Regions from separate parts of the Homo sapiens genome. Here region 2 is linked to region 1. A link is a loop called in an ENCODE intact Hi-C map of the cell type or tissue named here. Cell type or tissue: Caco-2. All regions are shown on one strand. Links, peaks and the distances in the headings refer to the core of each region. The heading gives the core; the rest is flanking DNA.

Evidence for each region. A loop is a pair of places that touch in the nucleus more often than their neighbours do. Peaks named below come from ENCODE experiments on the same cell type or tissue, not always from the same donor. Only the 100,000 strongest peaks of a DNase experiment are listed, where the experiment ranks them.
Region 2: a loop joins it to region 1, with 18 times the contacts of the local background. A loop is called at or near these places in 4 of 110 quality-filtered maps.

The regions. Positions count from the first base shown.
Region 1 is chr5:66,301,775-66,313,606 of GRCh38, reverse strand. The region is part of intron 1 of LOC124900988 (a long non-coding RNA gene); the gene reads right to left. Among named protein-coding and RNA genes, the nearest start is that of LINC02065, 98 kb to the right of the region's middle. In Caco-2, for the core only: CTCF peaks have their summits at 5,749 (motif pointing left) and 7,038 (motif pointing left); a DNase peak (open chromatin) is centred at 7,056.
Region 2 is chr5:66,790,410-66,802,241 of GRCh38, reverse strand. The region is part of intron 3 of MAST4 (microtubule associated serine/threonine kinase family member 4); the gene reads right to left. Among named protein-coding and RNA genes, the nearest start is that of MAST4, 200 kb to the right of the region's middle. In Caco-2, for the core only: a CTCF peak has its summit at 5,170 (motif pointing right); no DNase peak of the experiment used is centred there.

The DNA of each region.
Region 1 (11,832 bases), core at 2,488-10,487:
CCTTACAGAGCTCTGCTCTTTGCTCCTAGAGTTTCTATTAGATATACATTGGAGTTTCTCATTCTATCCTCCATGACTCCTGATTTCTGCCATATTTCTATCTCTTGATCTCTCTATACTACATATGAAAAACTGTGTCAGTTCCATCTTTCAAATCATTAATTCTCTCTTTATCTGTGTCTAACCTATACTGTAACCCATCTACTGAGCTTTTTATTTCAATGACTATTTCTCATTTTTAAGATTTCAACTTGGTTCTTTTTAATTTGACTTTGAATAATTTATTAATATTTCTGGCATTTCTATGTGTTTGGCATGGAAACATGGTCTCTTAGCATATGCTCAATCTGGTCTTTTCACTCAAAAGTCATCACATTGATCCTTCAGTGTGGCTGGGAGTTGGATTTAAGGCAACTTGATTTTAAGAAGATATAATAGTAGAATTATGAGGAAGGCACCCAGAATCTTTTTACTGTTAGGCCAGAACCAGGAGAGGGACAATAGTAAAGCAGGAATCTGAAATATTTCATATGCATGGAGAAACCATTTTACAGCTACTTCACAATTACATCATGCTCTCTAATGATAGGTTTTCATCATCATGGATAGAGCTTGGCTTGGTAACTCCAAACTCTTGAGAGAAAACTGTGCCAAAAGCAGAGGTGTTTGATCCTGGGAGAGACAGTTATTAAGGGAAAATTTTATGCAAATAAATCAGCAAACACTAAGCAGCTGGATACCTGCTACCAGGGCAAGCTTGGAGAGACTTAGAGGCCAGCTGGCAGGGAAACTGCTAATTGAAAATAGACAATCATGGGGTTCTTAAGCAGATCAGTGATATCATGCTGCTACTTCATTTTTCTTTTTTTTTCTGCTTTGTGACAGAATTGAGAGAAGATACAAGGGACATTTTAGTTGGTTAAGGATGCCAGAAAGGTTAAAATCAGGCCACCCTCTCGGTAGTCAACAGTCTATACGGAAAAAAAAAAAGGATATGGTTCTGATGGAGAAATGGTGGAGACCACAGAGCTAGAAGTCTTGTAATTGCAAAAACAAAAGAAAACACTAAAAGAACTAAGATTTACTATTGTCCTCAGGACAAACAGGGTTAATATTAACTGAAAACCAGTTAAGCATTACTGTTGACTCTCCTGGAACAACTGCTATAATGCAGATTCCTGGGCTTCCATCCAGGTACTTGATTCAGTAGGTCTGGAATGGGGGTCAGAAATCTGCATGTTAATAAGCATTCAGATTCTGATAGGATTCTTATAGGAATAGTCAAAAAACACAGTGAGAAACATTGGATTAAATTGTGGTGCAAATTCTATCTAGTGATGGTAAATATTTCAATTTGGGGCTAAAATGTGATTTAGCTCTTAAATAAAATAATTATTGATTAGTAGATGTTTGCACTAAGTTATATGCATAAGCTTCTTTCATGGAAACAGAAAACTAGAGTGGAAAGCCATGCTAACTGGGCTTCTCTGTTACCCACACCTGTGAGGAGGGCGTCCTCTAAAGCAGCTCACCCAGCGCAGTGGTTCTCAATCCTGACTGCACATTAGATCATCTGGGGTGCTTATTAAAAATACCAGTGCCCCAAGAAAAGGATGCCCTCTCTTACCACTCCTATGCAACATAGTGTTGGAAGTTCTGGCCAGGGCAATCAGGCAAGAGAAAGAAAGAAAGGGTATTCAATTAGGAAAAGAGGAAGCCAAATTGTCCCTGTTTGCAGATGACATATATTTAGAAAACCCCATTGTCTCAGCCCAAAATCTCCTTAAGCTAATAAGCAACTTCAGCAAAGTCTCAGGATACAAAATCAATGTGCAAAAATCACAAGCATTCCTATACACCAATAACAGAAACAGAGAGCCAAATCATGAGTGAACTCACATTCATAATTGCTACAAAGTGAATAAAATACCTAGGAATCCAACTTACAAGGGATGTGAAGGACCTCTTCAAGGAGAAATACAAACCATTACTCAACAAAATAAAAGAGGACACAAACAAATGGAAGAATATTCCATGCTCACGGATAGGTAAAATCAGTATCATGAATATGGCCATACTGCCCAAGGTAATTTATAGATTCAATGCCATCCCCATCAAGCTACCATTGACTTTCTTCACAGAACTGGAAAAAACTACTTTAAAGTTCATATGGAACCAAAAAAAGAGCCCCCATTGCCAAGACAATCCTAAGCAAAAAGAACAAAGCTGTAGGCATCACGCTACCTGACTTCAAACTATACTACAAGGCTACAGGAACCAAAACAGCATGGTACTGGTACCAAAACAGAGATATAGACCAATGGAACAGAACAGAGCCCTCAGAAATAACACCAAACATTAACAACCATCTGATCTTTGACAAACCTGACAAAAATAAGAAATGGAGAAAGAATTCCCTATTTAATAAATGGTGCTGGGAAAACTGGCTAGCCATGTGTAGAAAGCTGAAACTGGATCCCTTCCTTACACTAAAATTAATTCAAGATGGATTAAAGACTTAAATGTTAGACCTAAAACCATAAAAACCCTAGAAGAAAACCTAGGCAATACCATTTAGGACATAGGCATGGGCAAAGACTTCATGACTAAAACACCGAAAGCAATGACAACAAAAGTCAAAATAGATAAATGGGATCTAATTAAACTAAAGAGCTTCTGTACAGCAAAAGAAACTACCATCAGAGTGAACAGAAAACCTACAGAATGGAAGAAAATTTTTGCAACCTACCCATCTGACACAGGGCTAATATCCAGAATCTACAAAGAACTCAAACAAATTTACAAGAAAAAAACGAACAACCCCATCAAAAAGTGGGCAAAGGATATGAACAGACACTTCTCGAAAGAAGACATCTATGCAGCCAACAGATACATGAAAAAATGTTCATCATCACTGGTCATCAGAGAAATGCAAATCAAAACCACAATGAGATACCATCTCACAACAGTTAGAATGGCAATCATTAAAAAGTCAGGAAACAACAGATGCTGGAGAGGATGTGGAGAAATGGGAACACTTTTACACTGTTGGTGGGAGTGCAAATTAGTTCAACCATTGTGGAAGACAGTGTGGTGATCCCTCAAGGATCTAGAACTAGAAATACCATTTGACCCAGCAATCCCATTACTAGGTATATACCCAAAGGAATATAAATCATGCTACTATAAAGACACATGCACACGTATGTTTATTGCAGCACTCTTCACAATAGCAAAGACTTGGAACCAACCCAAATGTCCATCAGTGATAGATTGGATTAAGAAAATGTGGCATATATACACCACAGAATACTATGCAGCCATAAAAAAGGATGAGTTCATGTCCTTTGCAGGGACGTGGAGGAAGCTGGAAACCATCATTCTCAGCAAACTATCACAAGGACAGAAAACCAAACACTACATATTCTCACTCATAGGTAGGAATTGAACAATGAGATCACTTGGACACAGGGCAGGGAACATCACACACCAGGGCCTGTTGGGGGATGGGAGGCTGGGGGAGGGATAGCATTAGGAGAAATACCTAATGTAAATGACGAGTTGATGGGTGCAGCAAACCAACATGTTACATGTATACCTACGTATCAAACCTGTACCCTAGAACTTAAAGTATAATAAAAAAAAAATAGGTAGAAGGCAAAAAAAAAAAAAATACCAGTGCCTGGGCTCTACCCCAAACCAGTTAAATCTGAACGTCCAGGAATGAAGCCCAAGTATCAGCAATTTTTAAAAGCTCACCAAGCAATTTTCAGGTGCAGCCAAAGTTGAAAACCACTCGCTCTAATGAGAACTGAAGGGCTAGTCTTGCAAAACGAACCTAGGAGTTCACAAACACGGATTTTGCTGGTAGGGCCTCTTTCAGAAATAACACCAGACAGGTGCCTTTACTTCCAACAGCCATGGCTGGTAAGTAGGAAATTTTAGCTCCATCCAGTCAAATACTGGCTGCGGTGGAAAATTAGCTCAGTCGTCATCATTGATTAAGCAGTATTTTTCAAAGTCTCTATTCATCAGGAAAGGGATCCCACTCAACAGATTAACAGGTTATTTTAGTGATTAGCTAGTGGTTTTCATCAGGTTAGCAAAATGCTTTATAGATACAGTTCAGTCAAACAGTAGCTCCTGATATTGACAAAAGAATTCTCCCAGCACTCTCCCCCACCCATTCCTGACTCTCAGGGTTGGGGAAGGCAGTCAATTCATCCCACCTGGTACTGTTGTTCCCATTGCCTCAGTCTACTCCATCCTGTCCATCTTCTCTTACACTCCAAGGCCAGGATAAGTTCTGGGTTTTGACTTGACAACAATATTCAAATTCTCCTTCTCAATTATTCTTTTTTGAATGAAACAAGCTTTATATCTTGAACACTTTTTCTACCCAAAATGCCTTGCAATTGTTGAGGTATTTGTATAGGCTTCCTCTGTACTTTCCATCTTTTTCACATCTTTTAAATAACAGTTTCAGCAAGCAGTGCCATTCAAGCAATTATCCGAATCATTTAGTCTGCCTTGGTTGGATACCTTGAGAAGGTGCGCAGTTGGCAGCAGAGAGACCAGGGACTCCTCTGCTCTTGCTCTGAATTCTCCCACCCCAGATTTCTGATCCTTTGCCAGCTTTGAGGAAGCAGTCTTGCTAGAGGCCCACTTCTTGTGGCCCTTAACAATTCCACCACAGGAAGCAGCTTGGTGTCATGGCGGGAGGGAGGTCTCAAGGCCCGGGAGCCTGGAGATGCAAGGGGGGGTCATGACACCACCTTTTGTAGCTGAGGGACCCTTAGGCAAGCCATTTAACTTCTCTGAGCTGCTGTTTCCTCTCCTGTGAAATGGAAATAAAAATACCCACCCTGCCTCCCTTAATAGATTGTTGTGAGAATAAAGTGAGGTGGTAGATGTGAAAGGGCTCTGGAAATTGTGAAGCCTCATATAGCTCCAAAGTTTTAGCATTAGACTGTGGATCCTCACAGCCCTGAATTCCATTCTTCATGACAAAGAAAGTTGTCAACATCAAATGCACAATTGAAGGGCCCCTTTGGGAACACACGACAAGTTCTCCTTCCTACTGTCTGAATTACTGATGGAGATAGATATTCCCAAGGCAGAGAAAATTCTGCTGGCTTTGGTCCCCTGAGAGCTGTCATAGAAAATATGACAAGAAAGCCTGCAGAAAGATAAAGGGATTAAGGGGCTTCAAAGAAAAGGGTTTTGTTTTAGCAAAGACCTTTTCTATAGAGGTCTCTAAACCAGTACAGGCTCTTCACCCGTCCCAGATGGTTTACATGGTGGCCCTGTCTGAAGGCCCCAGATGGCTAAAATGACCTCTATGAAAGCATCACACTGTCTGAGGAGCCTAAATCATAAGCAAGGCAATCAAGCTTCTACTTTTGTCACGTTGCACTGAGTCAGCCAAAACCCATCAGAGGACAAGTATTTTGCCAACGTGAAAACAGAATCATGCACATCTTTACCAGGATATTTTAACAGCAAAGGAAATCTGAATTCACTTGCCATATAAAGGAGAGGCTAGAGGAGTTATTCCTATCCAAAAAGTAAGCTGCCTTATGGTCAGAATGAAGCTCGGTTCCTAGGAATGAATGTCACATTAAATGCACAAGATTCAATGTGGAAAATGTATACAGTACAGATACAGTTTTAAAATACTGTATTAATAGAATGAGGGGAGCAGTTGTTCAAGCCTGTAACGCAGTTGTTCTAAGAAGCTTGATATCTAGTGACATCTAGTGGTGGCAGATATGAAAGCCTTCATGGCTACTATTTTCAGGATGGCAAAACAATGAATTCACCAAACTTGCCTATTGGTCGGAGTATAGTTTTTTGCAATTCTCATCTTCACTTGCCCATTCCCCATGGACCAGAACTTGAGAACTCACATCCAACGCAGAATATGGTAGCAGCACTAACAGAAAAAAAACAGAATATCTTCAGGCCTGCTGTATTTTTCATTTTTATTTAAATTGGTGCTTACCATAAACCTACTTCCTTTAGACACGGTAGATAATTGTAGCGGCAAGAATATGGCATTTGTGGGTCAAAAATCTAAGATGTATTGCCTGGTATAGACCTAACCTAGCAGACGGTATGACACTAAAGAATAACCTCGTTGAAGAACAAACAGCATGTTCCCTTTTGAAATAATAAGATTTTTTAAATGCTTTTTATCCAAAAAAGGTAGACATTCTCCCTTTTTACCTAATGAATTTGCTGTTCTTTAGTACTGTACCATTCAGACCTGGCTAGCATAAACTCCATCTTACCGGTCTAGTGTATTCCATGACGGTAAGGCTTCACTGTAGCAAGACAATACTTTTTCAATGTGTCTGAGAGAACTCAGCGTTCCAGTAGCCACAGCCTTCTGCTGTTGAGAGATTCCCTCCTATGAGGGCTTTGTTATCAGGAAGCCAGTAAAAGTCTCCGCCCAAATCAGTAGTAACAGCTGGAAGGGTCATCAGGGAATAACACTCAGCTGGGGCTTGCCTTGAGTATAGGAAAACAGCAATTGCTTTACTTCCTATTCACATCCCTTTTTGGAAATTCTCCTGGAATTTTGCAAAAGTACTCATCATTCATTCATTCAACAAAAGAAATAAGACTTTCGTGAGAGTTTCTTGTCTTAGTCATTGCATTTACCAGATAAGGTGGTTTTGAAGCCCACATTAGAATATAATTTGAGCTTGCATAAGCTGTATGATGCTTTAATACAAGCTTGTCCAACCCGCGGCCCAGGACGGCTTTGAATGCAGCCCAACACAAATTCATAAACCTATGAGATAACACAAATTCAAAACATTATGAGATTTTTTTGCAATTTTTTTTAGCTCATTGGCTATCGTTAGCGTTAGCTATTTTATGTGTGGCCCAAGACTATTCTTCTTCCAATGTGGTCCAGGGTAGCCAAAAGAGTGGACACCCCTGCTTTAATCCATTGTACCACAATCCTACAAGAAACCATCCTCAGAGGACACGTTTTCCTGGATCTCATCCAGGCTGATGGGTCCTCAGGAGAGCCCTCTAGTGCTCAGAAGCAGTATCTGCACCAAGAGGAGCTCATTGCAGCTAGGTACAGGCTACAGTCAAGACCTAAAGGGAAGCCCTGGGAGGTTCTAATGCCGGATTCAAAAATCAGGGGCGGGAAGGGGGAAGAAGAGGGCATAGATGGAGTCTGAGGAATCCTGTAGTCCTCCGCACACTCAACAGCAAGGCCAGTAGCCTCTCTGGAGTTCACAGATGAACAGCCTCCTGCCCCATTGACCTGGAGGAGGAGAGAGGAGGATATGCCTTTACTGGTCAGTGAGCATCTTTCCACCAACACTCCGTTCCATGGCTCTAATGCCGTTAGGAAGAGCAGCTTGGAGAGCTGGCTAGCTACCTGTGTGAAATATTTGCATGGCTTGCTTCATAATTTCATTCAAGTGTCTGTTTGAATGTTCCCTTTTTATAATGGCCTTTCCTGGCCCTCTATTTCAAATATCCCACCCTGCCCTGCTTGCTACCAGAGCTCTCTCCTGATCTCCAGACTGGTAGTTCTGGATGCCACTTGAACTGCCACCTAGAGGCATCCAGGACTACCAATGGCTGCAGCATTTTGTCCTCAATTGTCCACAGCTGAACACATCTTCTTCCCCCAGACCTGTTCCTCCTCCTCCTGGGGTCCCCACCTCAGTTACCAACACCATCACCATCTGGCCACTCAAGCAGGCATTCCGGACTCACGTCATTCCTTCTTCTCTCTCAACTCCCTCCCAACCTCCTCCTTCTCCCCTGATTCAGGCAGTTACCAGAACCAGCTGGTTCTTCCCATTAAATTTCCCTTGGATTTGTCCCCTCTGCTCCAGTCCCTCTGTCCCTCAGTTCAGCTTCTCACTGCCTCTTATTTCTCACTTGGACATTGAAATAATCTCCCTGCTTTCAGGCTTACCTCCCACAATTCATTGTCCACACCGAAACCACAACACGCTTTCTAGTCCTATTCTGTGGCCCCCTACCTGCTAAGTTTCCCCTCCCCATCATGTACAGGATGAAGTCCAAGTCTCTTTATAACCTGGATCCTAGGGTTCATCTCTCACCATTCCCCACATGCTCACCTTGTGTCATGCTCACACAGGTAGTCCTATTTTTTGGAACATTCCACCCTCTTCCATGCCTCTGTGCCCTTGCACATGCTGTTCCCTCTGACTGGAATGGCCTCCCCCATCTTCCCAGACCTCTGCTCCTCAGCCCCCTTACCCATGGATTTAGTTGCTTCTTCCTCTGAGTTTTCATAACACTTCACTTTATCTCTATCCAACAACTGTCTCATATATTTTTCATAATAATCTTTTCACCGATATGTCTCCTCCACTAGACTGTAAAATCCCCGAGGGAATAAGACAATATTTTCATTATTCTTTGTATCTCTAGCATTTGGCATTGTACTCAGCACATATTTAACGGCTCAATAAATGTTTGTTGAATGAATAAAAATTATAAGCCATCAGTTACATAGATAATATGGGAGCTTTTTGGAGTCAGAAGAGCAAAGGGACTTTGCTCTTCCGCAGCCTTAATTATCCAGGTTCCCCTTTTTATCTTCTTTTTCCCCAACCAAACCCTTATTTCCTTCAGGGAAACATCCTCCTCCATGCAGCCCATATGGGAAAACTAATCTCATTCCCAGTTCCAGAATGTTCCAAAGGTAATGCCATTCCAATGCCTTCCCAGTAATTGGTTCCAGATGAGCATATGACTGAACTTGGACCTAGGAGACATGAGAAAAGATTTTCTGAGGGCTTCTCAAGCTTGAAGAAACAACCCTTGAACTCTTTCTCTAGACATTGCTACAAGCCCAGGAAGAAGAAGCCAGCAGAGCCAAGAACATCTTAGGAAAATGGGGCAAGAGCCCCTGGATTAAGCCAGCACTGATGCCTACCCATCTCTGGACTTCTCATCATGTGAGCCCAATAAATCCTCTTTTTGCTTAAGTCCTTTGGAGGTCTTTATGCCATTATTCTTACTCATAATTAAAATCATCTCACCTGAAACATATATTCAAAATAATATACATAAATAAATATGTATGTGAAAAATATCACTTAATCACTCATGCCCTGCTTCATTCTCTAAAAGTAAATCATATTCATATCACCCATCCCCTTTGTGAAATATGTAGTAAGTCCTCAATTAACGTCATCAGTGGGTTCTTGGAAACTGCAACTTAAAATAAAACCAATCTTGCCTATAACCCTAGTGGTTTGGGAGGCCAACACAGGAGGATGGCTTGGGAACAGGAGTTCAAGACCAGCCTGGGCAATATAGCAAGACCCTACTTCTACCAAAAAAAAATTAATCAGCTAGGCATGGTGGCACATGCCTGTCCTCCCAGCCACTTGGGAGGCTGAGACGAGAGGATTGCTGAAGCCCAAAAGTTTGAGGTTACAGTGCGTTATGATCATGCCACTGCAGTCCAGCCTGGGCCACAGACCGAGACCTCGTCTCTAAACAAAACAAAACAAAACAAAAACAACCAGCACCAAAAAGAAAAAAGAAAAAAAAAGATAACAACTTTCCATTGGCTATTTGGTATAGACAAGAGTTAAATTCCTATGGCATATTTCTGGTTGCAAAAACGTCACCAAACTTCTAAACAAAGACCAAAACATTTCCAGTGTTAAACATTGAAATAAATGTGAGCTATACATCCATTTAAGAAATATTAATAGGCCGGGAGCGGTGGCTCATGCCTGTAATCCCAGCACTTTGGGAGGCCGAGGCAGGCGGATCACTTGAAGTCAGGAGTTTGAGACCAGCCTGGCCAACGTGGTGAAACCCTGTCTCTACCAAACATACAAAAATTAGCCGGGCGTGGTGGTGTGCACCTGTAGTCCCAGTACTCGGGAGGCTGGCAGGAGAATTGCTTGAACCCGGGAAGTGGAGGTTGCAGTGAGCCAAGATCGTGCCACTGCACTTCAGCCTGGGTGACAAGAGTGAAACTCCATCCAAAAAAATATTAATAAAAACGAGTAAGATAATTATTCACCCACTTATACCACTTCAGGGTTACGGGTGGTCAGAACCTATCCTAACAGCTCAGGCTGCAAGATTGGAACCAGCCCTGGCCAGGACATCATCCCATCACAGGGTGCACTGACACACACCCACACTCACTCCAGATGAGATTATTTAGACATGCCGATGCACCTAATGCACACATCTTCATGATGTGGGAAGAAACCAGAGTACACAGAGAAAACCCACACAGACATGGGGGACCATGCAAACTCCACATAGACAATGGCCCCAGCTGGGAAGCAATTTTTTTTCTCATCAATGTTATAACAAAATGATGCTGAATGAAATGACATTATCTGAGGACCTGCTGTGGTATAGCTTAAGAAAAATCAGTAGAGCAACCAGTGTCAGCCCAAGTTCATCACATAACATTGACTGACAATTCTGTCACCTTTTGACAAAGCTTGTGTAACAGCTAACATCCTGATGAGTAGAAGGGCAGAGGCTGTCAAGAGGAGTTCAGCTTCAAATTTCTATCACTGTACATTGTCCTATAATTTCTTCCCTAGCTTTAGTCACTACAGTATATTGATATGTCCATCAGTCCCCTGGTTGGTTGCCTTTAAAAAAAAAAAAAGACAATGATGTTAACAATTCTTAACCATAGGTGCGAGGCTCCACAAAGCTGTCACACTGAACCTGAAAGCTAAGAGAACACAAACAGGCAAGTCTGGGCCCCCTTTGGGAATGATCTTAGACTTGGGCAAGATTGCTGGCTGGGTCGGTGTTCGGTGTTCGCTCAGGAAAATGAAACCCCTGGGGATATTTTGATGAGAAAAGGATGTAAACAGACGCTTAGTTATAGAAGTGGTAGAAGGCCTGGAAGAACATACGAGAAAGAAAAGATTTGGTTTGGGCATAGGAGCACCAAGGCGAAGGGGGTTACCCAACCGTCTGCAAGCGGCTGCTGCCTGTGGACAAGAACTTGCACGTGGCGCTCCTGCTGGAGAAGGCACTGCTGCTGCCCATGGGGAACCAAGGAGCCTACAGGCCCGCTGGTGCCACCAAAGCCGCCATGATGCAGTTGCCCACGGCCGCCCTTAGCCACTCACTGCTGCCAGCGGCCTCCCTAAGTCTCCCCACCTGCTCCCAGTGAATGCCCTCCACTGTGGGAGCACTGGCAGACCTAACAGGAAGGGAGGGTGGTTTGCAGATTTCAAGCCCCCAGGGAAGAGAAGAGAGCATGGAAGGCTGAGTGTGGAGCTTTTCTGCCCCTGCCACCAAGGTCAAGGTCATATGGAACACATGATGCCTTTGAGAATAACAAAGGTGTGTAATGTTCAAGATTATTTCATGTATTTGTTCAAGAAACTCCTATAATCCAATAGAGGAGCTCAGAGAAGTATAAGGAGGCAAGAGTCAGATTATACAGATAACCCCTGCAAGGGCAAGATACCACAGTCCATCACTTACTGTTTGGTGGTCTCACATTCACATGGAGTCAAAGGACAACTCACAGGAGTTTGTCCCTTTTCCCCTTGCCTTGCCTGCCAGTTCACACACAGGCCACATCTTTCTTCCTTACATTTGCTTTGTTCTTCCTTCCATTTTCTCCCCATTACCCAACCCCCCACCTTTTTATGTTTTTTGCTTGTTTGTTTGTTTGTTTGTTTGAGATGGAGTCTCTCTGTGTCACCCAGGCTGGAGTGCAGTGGTGAGATCTCAGCTCATTGCAACCTCCACCTCCAGAGTTCAAGCGATTCTCATGCCTCAGCCTCTGGAGTAGCTGGGACTACAGGCATGCGCCAC
Region 2 (11,832 bases), core at 1,874-9,873, 490 kb before region 1:
ATACAAGAAAAATGATATTTGAAAGAATAGAAATCAAATTAAAATCTAAATTGCAAATCATCTAACATGTATAAGAAAGCTAAATTAGAACCCCAAGAAATGCTGAAAGGGAATATATTTTTAAGGATCATAAACCAAACAATAATATTAATTGCGATAAGAGGGCTTATTTAAATGAAAAGCCCAAAACTAAGGATTTCATAAGCAATGTTCTTAATTTATATTCTTAACATGCTAACATTTGTTTCTGTCTTTTACATAGCTAACCAATTACAGTATATTTCTAAGGAACCAATTTTATTTGCTGACAATTATTTGTTATCTTAGTTATAAATTCTGCAGCTTTTCAAGCAACAAATGAATGTCTTACATCTGGAAAAGAAAACACAAAAAGTGATGGTATGATGTTTGAATACATGCAATTACTGGTATGTTACATTCTAATTAACATAATTAGCTTTGAAATAGTTCTCACAATAGCTGTCAACACTTGTGTCAATTTAGTGGCAGTTAATGACATGTGTAACAAAGATCTGCTATTTTTTCCACTTAAAAATAAAATAAACCTTTCCAAAAAGAAAAGACAGGCAGCCTCACTGAATATTTAAAACTCTTTTTAACCAGTAAAGCTCTATTCCAGATGATTTAAAAAGCAGATCTTGTAGTTTATTCCACGGGTCTAAAAATCGGGGTATGAGCACCCCAGTGGTGCACAATATAATCAACTGGGGTTTAGAAAACAAATGTTAGAACATCAGTTTTCATTTTTTAACATCTCTTCTTACTGGTTTTAGAACATTTCATATGTTGATATTGAAGCTGATAGCTGGTATGTACCAGTACTGATGGCTAACACACTTCCTTACAGGTTGGCTGATAGTCACAGCCGCAAACACTCCAAGTACACCCTAACCTCCCTATCACCTACCCCAGGATTCTCCAATCCTCTCGGTGATGGTGGCAACCGAATTTGCCTCCAGGTCCCTTCTGAAATTCTACAGTAAATGTCCTCTCTAACGGTTTCCTAGTGGAGATACACAGGCCTGTTAAAATTCTTTCAGAACCTCCTCTAAGCACATAACAATCACTTTAAAATACATTTACATATTAGGGATGCTTACTAAAAAATGTTTTTACTGATGGGCTGAGCCAGGAAAAATGTTAGAGGCCCAAAAGGCATCTTCTAACTTTGTTACACCTGGGCAAATGATAGCCAAATTTGACAAAGGCAAAAAAAGATGGGAATATTAATAATACTTTCAGTAAAAACCTGTTAATCTTCTAAAGATCCAAATATACAGGTAGTGTGGTAGTAGTATACAAAATGTTAATTCAAAAGAAAGCAAGACATCTGTTCAAGTCACATTTTTGTTGTATATGGTGACACCTACAACTCATATTTTTTATACAAAAAGAAGATTCATGAAGAGCAGGATCCTTATCTTTTGTGTAATCTTCTGTGTAATCCAATGAGAAGAATGAAAAGAAATGAGTTGGGTTTCTTTTTTCTAGTGGTCTTTTTATTTATTTATGTAGTGTTTTTTAACTTTTAAGTTCAGGGGTACAAATGCAGGTTTGTTACATAGGTAAACCTGTGTCATGGGGGTTTGTTGTACAGATTATTTCATCACCCAGGTATTAATCCCAGTACCCATTAGTTATTTTTCCTGATCCTCTCCCTCCTCCCACCCTCCACCCTCAAGCAGGCCCCAGTGTCTGGTGTTCCCAACTTTGTGCCCACGTGTTCTCATCATTTAGCTCCCACTTATAAGTTAGAACATACAGTATTTGGTTTTCTGTTCCTGTGATAATTTGCTGAGGATAATGGCCTCCAGCTCCATCCATGTTTCTGCAAAGGACATGATCTTGTTCATTGCTATGGCTGCATAATATTCCATGATGTATCTGCACCCACATTTTCTTTATCCCATCTACCAAAATGTAACTAAAAGAATGCCTTTTTATTTTTTAAAGGCATCATCTCTTAAACTCTACTCATGTCAAAGATGTTATATTATCCTTCCCCCATAACTTCTAATTTCAAACAAGCCTTATGTCTGACAAGTTATCCTGCAGAAAACATGGCAAATCTGCAGTTATCTGAAAAGAATCATAGAAAAGCTTATCGTCACAAGGCCAGCTTAATCAGTTCTATAAATCATAAACTTGGGATGTACATTTAATGAAACTTAAATTCCATAATCTAATAATACATCAGCTCCTCTTGTCCAAGATGACAATAATAGTTAATATTTATTGTGTTCTTATGTGTTCCAAGTGGATATCCTCAGTTGTATGACCTCACTTGACTCCAGCAACAATGACATGAGATAGGTACTATTAATATTCCCATTTTCCAGATGCACAGGAAGGTTATGTTCCTTGGTCAAGGTCACATATCTAGTAAGTGGTAAGGTCAAGACTCCAACCCAGGCAGCCAGGCACTGGAGCCCATGCTCTTAAACATTACTCTAAACTGCCTATAACAATTAAATTCTAAATCAAGTACTTACACAACTGATCACAATTCAGGTTAGGGCCACAGCAGAGCATGATCCCTCTGGACAATGGGAAAGGGGTGAGCCAAGGTCTATCTGTTCCATCCAAGAAATTCTCCAATAACAGGGTTCATATTCAAAAGCAGAGCTCTCAAAGTTCAGTTAAAATGTAGAGGTGCTATAGGCACAACCAAATATAAGTCCATGATATTTCATCTGGTGTCATTTAAAAGAACCCACCCAAGGAAATATCCTAGGTTCACATCTTCAACAGCTACAGCTCATTTTCCTGAGCTCTTTAGGCATTCAGGCCATTTTGGGGATGAGGAGAGAAGGGGGAGAAGGCAGGAAGAGATGCTTCCAGTCCTACTTAATTATATAATAAATGCTTTGGTTCCGATATGCACTATTCCAAGGAGGGTCATGTAACCTGGATTGGGGTGAGGGTGGGTAAAGAGGGCAAGGAAGAGGCAGTGTGTACACTAAAGTACAGACAGGTATTGTCCAGGCAGAGAAGAGAGTTACATAGAGAAGAGTTTTCTTTCCAGAATAAGGAAGAGCCTGGGAAGAGGAGTCCGAGGTCGGAGGAACGAATGGCAGGTGGTTTACTACCACCCATTATTCTGACAAACTCCAGAAGCACATAAAGATGAGAAACCTCAACCCTCCATCATGTGAATCTGTCAAGGAGATGAATGTGTCCAGAAAACAGGAACAAAACTCGGAGGTTTTTAAAAGTTTAACTGATGACTTTAAAATCAGAGCTTTATAAAAAGGGGGTACAAAGTATCACTTGTTCAACATTATTTATAAAGCTAAACTTCATCACTGTATTTAGGAACCAAAGGGGGAAAAATGTCAACTTACACTTATACAAACAAGGAAAGAAATACCCGTACAAACCTAACTAAGCACCCATATAAACAAGGCAGGATGCATCTCTAATCAAAGGAAAACAAGTTGGTTACAGGCAATGAAGAGATATTTCATACTTAAGAGTACTAGAACAGGCATTAATTCTTATGAAAAGAATGATAAATGTATACGCCTGTTTTCTTAGGGTTACAGATTCATCCGTGACATACTAGAACCCAATTATTACTCACTAAATACAGAATTCTACTGTGAAAACAGTAATGTACCTTCAATTCTTAGACTGTCTAGAACATACGCCATCCAGAGAAGAATTCAAGTTTTGTTGGTGAATCATCTTGGAAACAAAGATTCAGAGACAAATAAGTAAATGACAGACAGGAGGAACAGAAGTCTGGGATCTGAGGAAACAAACCTGTAGAAGCACTAGGGCTTGGAATGACAGCCAGTCCTAGTATGGGATCAGAATTATCAAAACTTGAGCAAGGGCTTTATGCCTCTACATATTATTTGTAAAAATGCCTGCCACTACTTAGCACTCATTATTGAAGACTTTTTTTAATGGAAGCTGATGTACCCTGAACAATAAAAGATTTAGTAGATCCCAAGTAACTAAATTGGACATTACCACACTACTCCACATTTCACTTAAAAACAAATTACCAGTGTCAGATCACAAAGATCTCACAGTCCAGTAGGTCATGATGAATATGTAGCCACTGAATCTAACAAATGCACAGACTTACTTCCTTTTGGCTAAAGTACCGGAAAATACCATGCTTTCCACCTTGGAGATTTCCTAAATTAAAAAGACTAGCTTAACTTAGGAAAATGAAGTGAAGGCTCACCATCCACCTTATATGGCATCACCATGAGTGGTGGTGGTGGTATTCTAGGGTGCAGATTAAGTCAGAACTCATTTCATCATCACTGATACACATGAGCCTCTGAGTTTTCAGGTGGTTCCTCTGCCTTCTCAACTATCCTAGAAATATCACATTAAGAAGAAACATTATTGTCCACTGCACTGTCCACCTTTATCTACCACTCCCCACCCATCACACTGTATGCAATTTCCACTTGGCCTTGAAGCTTGCCTAACCAAAACCTACTCAACGTTTAACATTCAGTTCAAGTTGCAAAGTTTTCCCAGACACCTGCAGGTCAAGTCTTTCTTCTGCTTCTATGAATTCTCATGGCTGCAAACTCTCCAGCATGTTGTTAGCTTCCACCTTGATCTTGGATTTCCCAAAAGTCTTCTTGCAACTAGTTTATAGGCTCCTTAAAAGCAAGACCACGTTTCGCACAGATTTTCATACTAGTCAAATAAGAGGGAATCCATTAATAGCCAATTAACTGATCAATAAGCATCCTGGGGAACACACTGATTCAGAATCCCAGAGTAGACTGAAGCTTCAGGTGCCAATGAACCCGGAATAAGTATAATTACCACTACTACTCATTATACTAACCACAAAACTATATCTAGAAAAAGCAAGATAGGAAACATAATGAGGCATGTTTTCCCAGAGCCACAATAACCAGGGATTTCCTAAGAAGTCTCTGAAGTAAAAGGATAATTTTTCATTTTTCCCAAGACAGGAAATGCTACATCCCAAAATCTTTCCCCCAACAAACCGCTATCTAATTATTATGGGTTTCTTGGTTTCTTTTGAGAATAAGATAGCAAACACGTCAATGCTGGTATTTTAACAAAGGAGGAAATAGGATGCCAGAAGGACAAGCTGTGCCACCCCAGCAGTCCACCAGAGGGGAACCTGTCCACACCAGTGGGCATTTCCATAACAGTGGCCGTCACTACTTTGCCACATTATTTTAATCATTTCCTCAGACACGGAAACCAGTAAAATCCTGAACAGCCTAACCATTTAGCTAGTCTGGGCACCAGGAGCCTCTGAAAATGACAGAAACAGAATTAAGATCTCCTCAGTGTTCCTTTCATAAACAACTATTTTCTAAGTACTAACCACAGACCAGGCACTGTCCTTGGTGCTACAGATACAGTAAGGAATAGGACAGCTAGGTGCAGGCATTTACCACCCTATGGATCATCTCTTCATACTTGGTGGACAAGCTGTCGACCTCCTAAATGGTTGGCACACCAGTTGGGTAAACAGGTAATAAATAAGCTCTAACATGCAGAGATCTACGTACATATATGTGTAGTATTGCTGTTCCAAATTTGTTTTGCTCCCCTCTGTGATGGTAAACAATTAAAAGAGGGCATGTGTTTCTATTATTTAAATCCCACATAATGTATATGGACACCATTCGCCTCACTGTCAAATGGACCTTTGATAACAGGAAGTCACACTTGACTGGTCTTTCCAGGCACACCCACGCAGAGACCCATGCAGAGAGCTGCTCCAGCTGGTGCCCAATCCTTTCCAGGAAGGACAACACCTAAAGAAGGTAATGAACATTTTTTAACCTCTGCAAAATGAAAAGAAGAAAAAAACTAAGACATGGGGACATTTTAAGTGACTGCGCTGAGTGGAATTTCATTTTAGGAAAAATAAACTTCTCCCTCAAATATGTAGTTCTTCACTCGTTCTTAGACCGAATCGCAATACCCTTCACATGCCTACTAATTACCCATTGGGCAGCCAGCCATGTTTACAATCAGAATACACATTTAGAATATCTTTTCACAGAGATAGCAGTTGGATTACAGAGAGGATTTTACACTTCATTTTAAGCTGATCTTTGATTTACAGACTCATGTTAAACCAGCTACTCTGTGGATGGGCTCAGGTGAGCCTATAATGAGATTTATCTTCATGGATTAGGCCTGACCTATAATAATCTGCTCAGGGCTCCCTACTGCTATTTCAGCACTGAGTTATGAAAATTCATCCCTTCACTATAAACAGAACCTAGCTCAGAGGGTAATAACTATGAGATGTATTACTCCTCGAATACAAGCACTCCAGAGACTCTGATTATAATGTCCACAGCTGAAGGCACTATTTCACAATTGAGATTACTACTTTCCAGATGAAAAAAAATTCTGAGCTGTGGAATAATGCCTTCAGCTACACACACTGTAATCACACTCAGCAGTTCCTGTATCCCAAGAGCAATACAGGTTACCAACAGTTGGTTTGGTAAGCTGATTTAGGGAATAAAGGAAAGATGTTATAGGAGGCAGCACAGATAATCCTAATTTCACATTCGCTTTATCTACTGACTTTAGCATGAGAGTTCAACAGGTCCAATAACCATATTGATTTCACTAAAGCATAAATTTAAAAGAATAATTTTATAACCAAACCAACTAAGTTTTAAAGATAACACTATTGACTGCTGACCAGGGTATAGTGAGATGCACTTTACCAATCTAAAAGTATAAATTTGTACGGCATTCCTAGAAACAGCTTAGCAAGAGCTATGGAGAATGTCAACAATGCTTATATTCTTTGCCCCAGTAATCCCACTCCAAGAATCTACCTGAAGAAATCATTAGAGGTGAATAAGGACTTATTTAAAATCCACTCACCACCATTATTTGCAGTAGGAAAAACCTGGAAATAACATAAAGGGAACAGTTTAGTAAATTATGATAAATCCACATACTGGAATATTATGCAGCCTTTAAATTGAGTCATAATGGCAATAGAGAAATGTTAATTCATAGATGAATTCTACAACTTTGGTTAAGCAATTTATTCAAGGGCATTCAAATTGTTCCTACATCAATATTTAACAGATACTCTCTCAGAGTTAACTAATTAGACTTCGGATCAGGTTTTTGGTTTTGAGCTATAAGGCTAATGAAGTATTGATATAATACTAAATGACTGCAAATAAAGTCTGTACCCTAAATAAATGCTGACATTATGTCTCTACATTCTGAATGAATTAAAAAGGAAAAATACACTTTTGCATACATTTAGTAAATTTTCCCTGACTTCTTATAATGCATTTCTTTTTTGCAAATGGAAAAGATGAATATTCATCAAGGCTCTTTGAATATATTACAGTTTAAATAGTTTGGTTTTAATATTTATAGAACATCATGAAATGTAATTTCTCCATTGAAAGAAACGTATACGATGTCAAAAGACAGCCACTAAAGAAACATAAAATTAAGCCACTTAACCTAATATTTAAAAGTTAAAATATAGCATTTGAAAGCACCTTGTCCCTTCAAAAAAGTTAAGAATTCTAGAAAGATATTTTTCAGTTTGGTTGGCACATTTTGAGTAAAGATAAGAAAGAAAGAAACAAGCTACTCCCACATCATGCAAGTAAGGACAAAAAGGTTAAATTCCTACCTCAATTCAAATGATCTAAGGGAAAAGTGCTTGTTTTCTTCCATTCTGGATAATACCATCCCACCTAAAGCTACCTCACAATCTCCAAGAAACACTTTTTCTACCAACCCCAAGAACATTGATGACAGCATTTCTTGAGTGACAGGCACTATGCAAAGTACTGTACAAGAGTTCATTCATTTAATCCTCACAATAACCTTCTGAGGTTATTACAACCATTAGCCCCACTACACAAAGGAAGAAGCTGAAGTCTACACAGTCAGCCCTAACTGAGGCTAATAAATGGCAGAAGCTGGAGTTGAGCTCAGGCACCCCATGCTCTCAACCACTCTGCTTTTCCCTTTCATTCTCATTTTCTAACTGAATGATTACAGCTTAATTCCTGAATAAGGTTTCCATAACTAATTTCTCTCTGGCTTGAAGAATAGCTTCTTAGTAAGGCTACATAATGTAAGCAAAAAATTTATCACAGATTAAAAACAAAACCATAAATATACAAGAGTCTGTTCTAGAGCACTGAAAATGTACAGAAAGGAGACATATGTTTATGCATTCAACAAGTTCACTGAGCACCCTACTATGTGCCAGGCACTATTCTAGGCACTGAGGAGACAGCTTGGAAAACAGAATTATCTCTGCCTTCATGAAATTTACATTAGAGTAGTAAGAGATATATAATAAAATAAGCAAACGATATGGTATACTGGACAGTGATAAGCTATGGCGAAAAATGAATGAAGGAAATGAAATATGTGGCAAGCAATATAGGGAACAGTTTGAAACAGGATGGTCAAGGAAAACCTCAATGGGAAGAATGTGAATGAAACCTTCACACAAAAAAGATGAGGCACAGGATTCCAACCAACCAGAAAATTGGAGAAAAATACCAGAAACTAATGTTCATGGTGCTTCTGCCATCTATCTATTACTCCCAAGTACAAATGGAGTGAATATTTCTGATGATGGCCACGTAGCCATTTTAAACTTCCATCATCAAGGCTTACACCCTTATTTTCCTACAAAGAAATAAGTTGCCACTGGTCCTGCTTTTGCCTCCTGAAATTTCCATCTTTCTTGCCAGAAAGCAGCATCTGTATAAATCCCCTGGCTTTTGACGACTATGACTTCTGTGATAAACTACCCATGTGTGTGGGGAGGGACAGAAAGATGGAAGAAGCAAATGGGAAAATGAGTTTTCCCCTCTTCAGATTAATGTATATGAAGTATACATCTGACACTTCATCAGCACTCCCGGCTGGTGTCCCAGCAGGCGGACACTGGCTGAGCATGTATTCTGCCAGCTACCAGGCTACTTAGGATGAACTGGCAACATGCCATTTATCTGAAATGCCCAATGTGTCTGGGAAAGGGAACACAACTATATTTAGCATAGCCAAGGAAAACTAGATACTTCAGGCTAGGAATTAATCTCCTCCTTGAGAAGGTAGTTAGCAATACCTTCAAGCTTGCCTATGGCATTTAAATCACTAAAGGTCATGCATTTACTAAAATTCATACCTACCAAACCTCAGGGCCTTCATTTATATCTTACTAACATATTAATACCTCTCACGTTGAGGGCCTATACTTTTCTGAAATGTATTTTGTTGCAATTGGGCACGGAACTGTTATATTGAGTATAATGCTATCATCTGGACATAAACCAATTTGGTTCCTTGTTTTTCCAATCCCCCCCATACTTGAACACACACATCACTTCAACTTAGTCAATGAATCAAAATATATAAACAAATGTGACTATATGATTGCTTAAAAGCAGACTAATGAAATTTCCTTGAATGTAGACACTAATAATCTCTTCACAAATTTTGTCACCATATTTTTTGAGTGGCTGATGTGAAACTCAATGGGATTTAGCCTGTATCATAGACTTTAAGGCCAATCACAACTGTAAGATGCACACTGGACAGCAAAGCCATAGAGATTTTAGATGGATGGTCTTATTAGGTCACCCATTACAGCATGAAGAATCACACCATCGTGCTCAACCTGCAACTAAAAAAAAAAGTCACTTTTCCATAAATAATTATTTATTCCTTCAACATTATTTACTGAATGCTTTCTATGTGCAAGGCATTGTCCTGAGAGCAGTGAAAAGTAGAAAGTAAAAATCAGACAAGAATTCTGCCCTCAAGGGGCTTGCAGTCTAGCAGGGAGGTATTCGACATAAACACAAAGAACAAAAACGAAGGTGTGCCATGATACATGTCAGGCGGAGTCGGGGGAAGGATGGCTTACAGCTCTACGACAGGGGCAAGGGGTAGACAGAGAGGCCAGGAGGAGAGGATCATCAGCATGAGGAATGTTCTACTGCACAACGCACCTCCGCAAATGTCAATTTGTTTGAAGACAAGGAAAAGAGAAAGCTGAAGAGAAGAAGGAAAAAGAAAAAATTATACAAGGTGTACATTCCCACTTCTTCAGCACAATTCTCTCTCAGGTCTATTAGTTGTAATCGGCAGAGATAATTTTGATATAATCCAATCTAAATGAGGCAGAAACACGAAACAGATCAACTTTAATGCCCCTTTAGCTGTGTGGTTCGACAAGTGGTACCAAAAGCAGGAAAGGTCACTAACATGTACTTGAGTGACACGTCAAAATAAGTGATATGGCATCCAAATCTGGGCACATGGCAGCAGATTAATAAAGAAATCAAGATGGTCGTCTGTCTGGCAGCTCTCCTCTGGCTGCTGCTCTTAATACAACAGAAGGTGAGGGGCAAATAGTTTTCTGTAGACTATAATTAGGAACTAATGAACTCTCTGAAGGGAAAGGGAAAGATAAGGGTTAAATTTTAAACCTTCACTATCTAGTAGTAAATGACTAATCACATTCTGGCTTCTGTGCCCAAGCTTACCTACAATACAATAACAACAACAGAAATAATAATATTGCTAACATTTGTGACTTGTTATATGCCAGGTACTATTATAAGTTTTTTCTACATGGTATTTCAGCATTTTCCCCAGAGTTATATTAAGCAAACACTATAAACATAAAAACCTGCAGGTAAACAAGCTAATAATTTAAGTGATTCCTTGATAACAATGTCATCTGATAGATTTTGGGAGGTACTCTTCTCATGTTTTCTATTAATAGTTCTTACTGCAACCTCTTCCCAAATATCTTAGGTCAGGTGACATGCATTTCATCAATGAATAAGTCAGTTTCTGTTTCTTGGTATGTGACTGTTAGTACTAGTAAGAAGATAGATTACTTAAGAATGGCTGGACATGGTGGCTAATGCCTGTAATCCCAGCACTTTGGGAGGCCAAAGCAGGCGTATCACCTGAGGTCAGGAGTCCGTGACGAGCCCGGCCAACGTGGCAAAACGCCGTCTCTACCAAAAATGCAAAAATTAGTCAGGCGTGGTGGTGTACTCCTGTAATCCCAGCTACTCGGGAGGCTGAGGCAGGAGAATCGCCTGAACCCAGAAGACAGAGGTTGCAGTGAGCCAAGACTGTGCTACTGCACTCCAGCCTGGGCAACAGGAGCGAAACTCCATCTCAAAAAACAAACAAAAAGAAGATATATTACTTAAGAAAACATATTATTCTGTGACAGTGTTGTTTGAATTACAATGATTGACTTGGCGATAAACATACAGGATTACTATTTAGGTGTAAAGAATAATGTTGCAGCAGCTAAAAAACACTTCTGTCAAAAAAAAATCATGAATTGTGAAGTATTTTCCTCTTTCCTTAAAAAGTAAATAATCAGAGTAAAATAAGCTCTTAATAAAATTCCCTAAGGAGAAAAAGTCACTTTGGACTTGGGGATGGGATGGAGGAAAATGCTCTCTACCATCAGGTTAATTGTATCTTTTAAAAATAAGCCCAAGCCAGGCACAGTAGTATGTGCCTGTAGTCCCAGCTACTCAAGAGGCTGAGGCAGGAGGATCTCTTGAGCCCAGGAGTTTGAGGTGGCAGTGAGCTATGATGGTGCCACTGTATTCCAGCCTGGGCAAAAAAGCAAGACTTTGTCCCTAAAAATGAAAATAAAAATGAACTAAAAGTCCCAATATTTTCATGAGAGAAAAAATATGAATTTTGGTTTAAATAGTCAATTTTGAAGTCATAAACTATCCTGAAAGAAATTTCTTTAAAGATAATTATTTCACACATTCAAAATTATTCTGA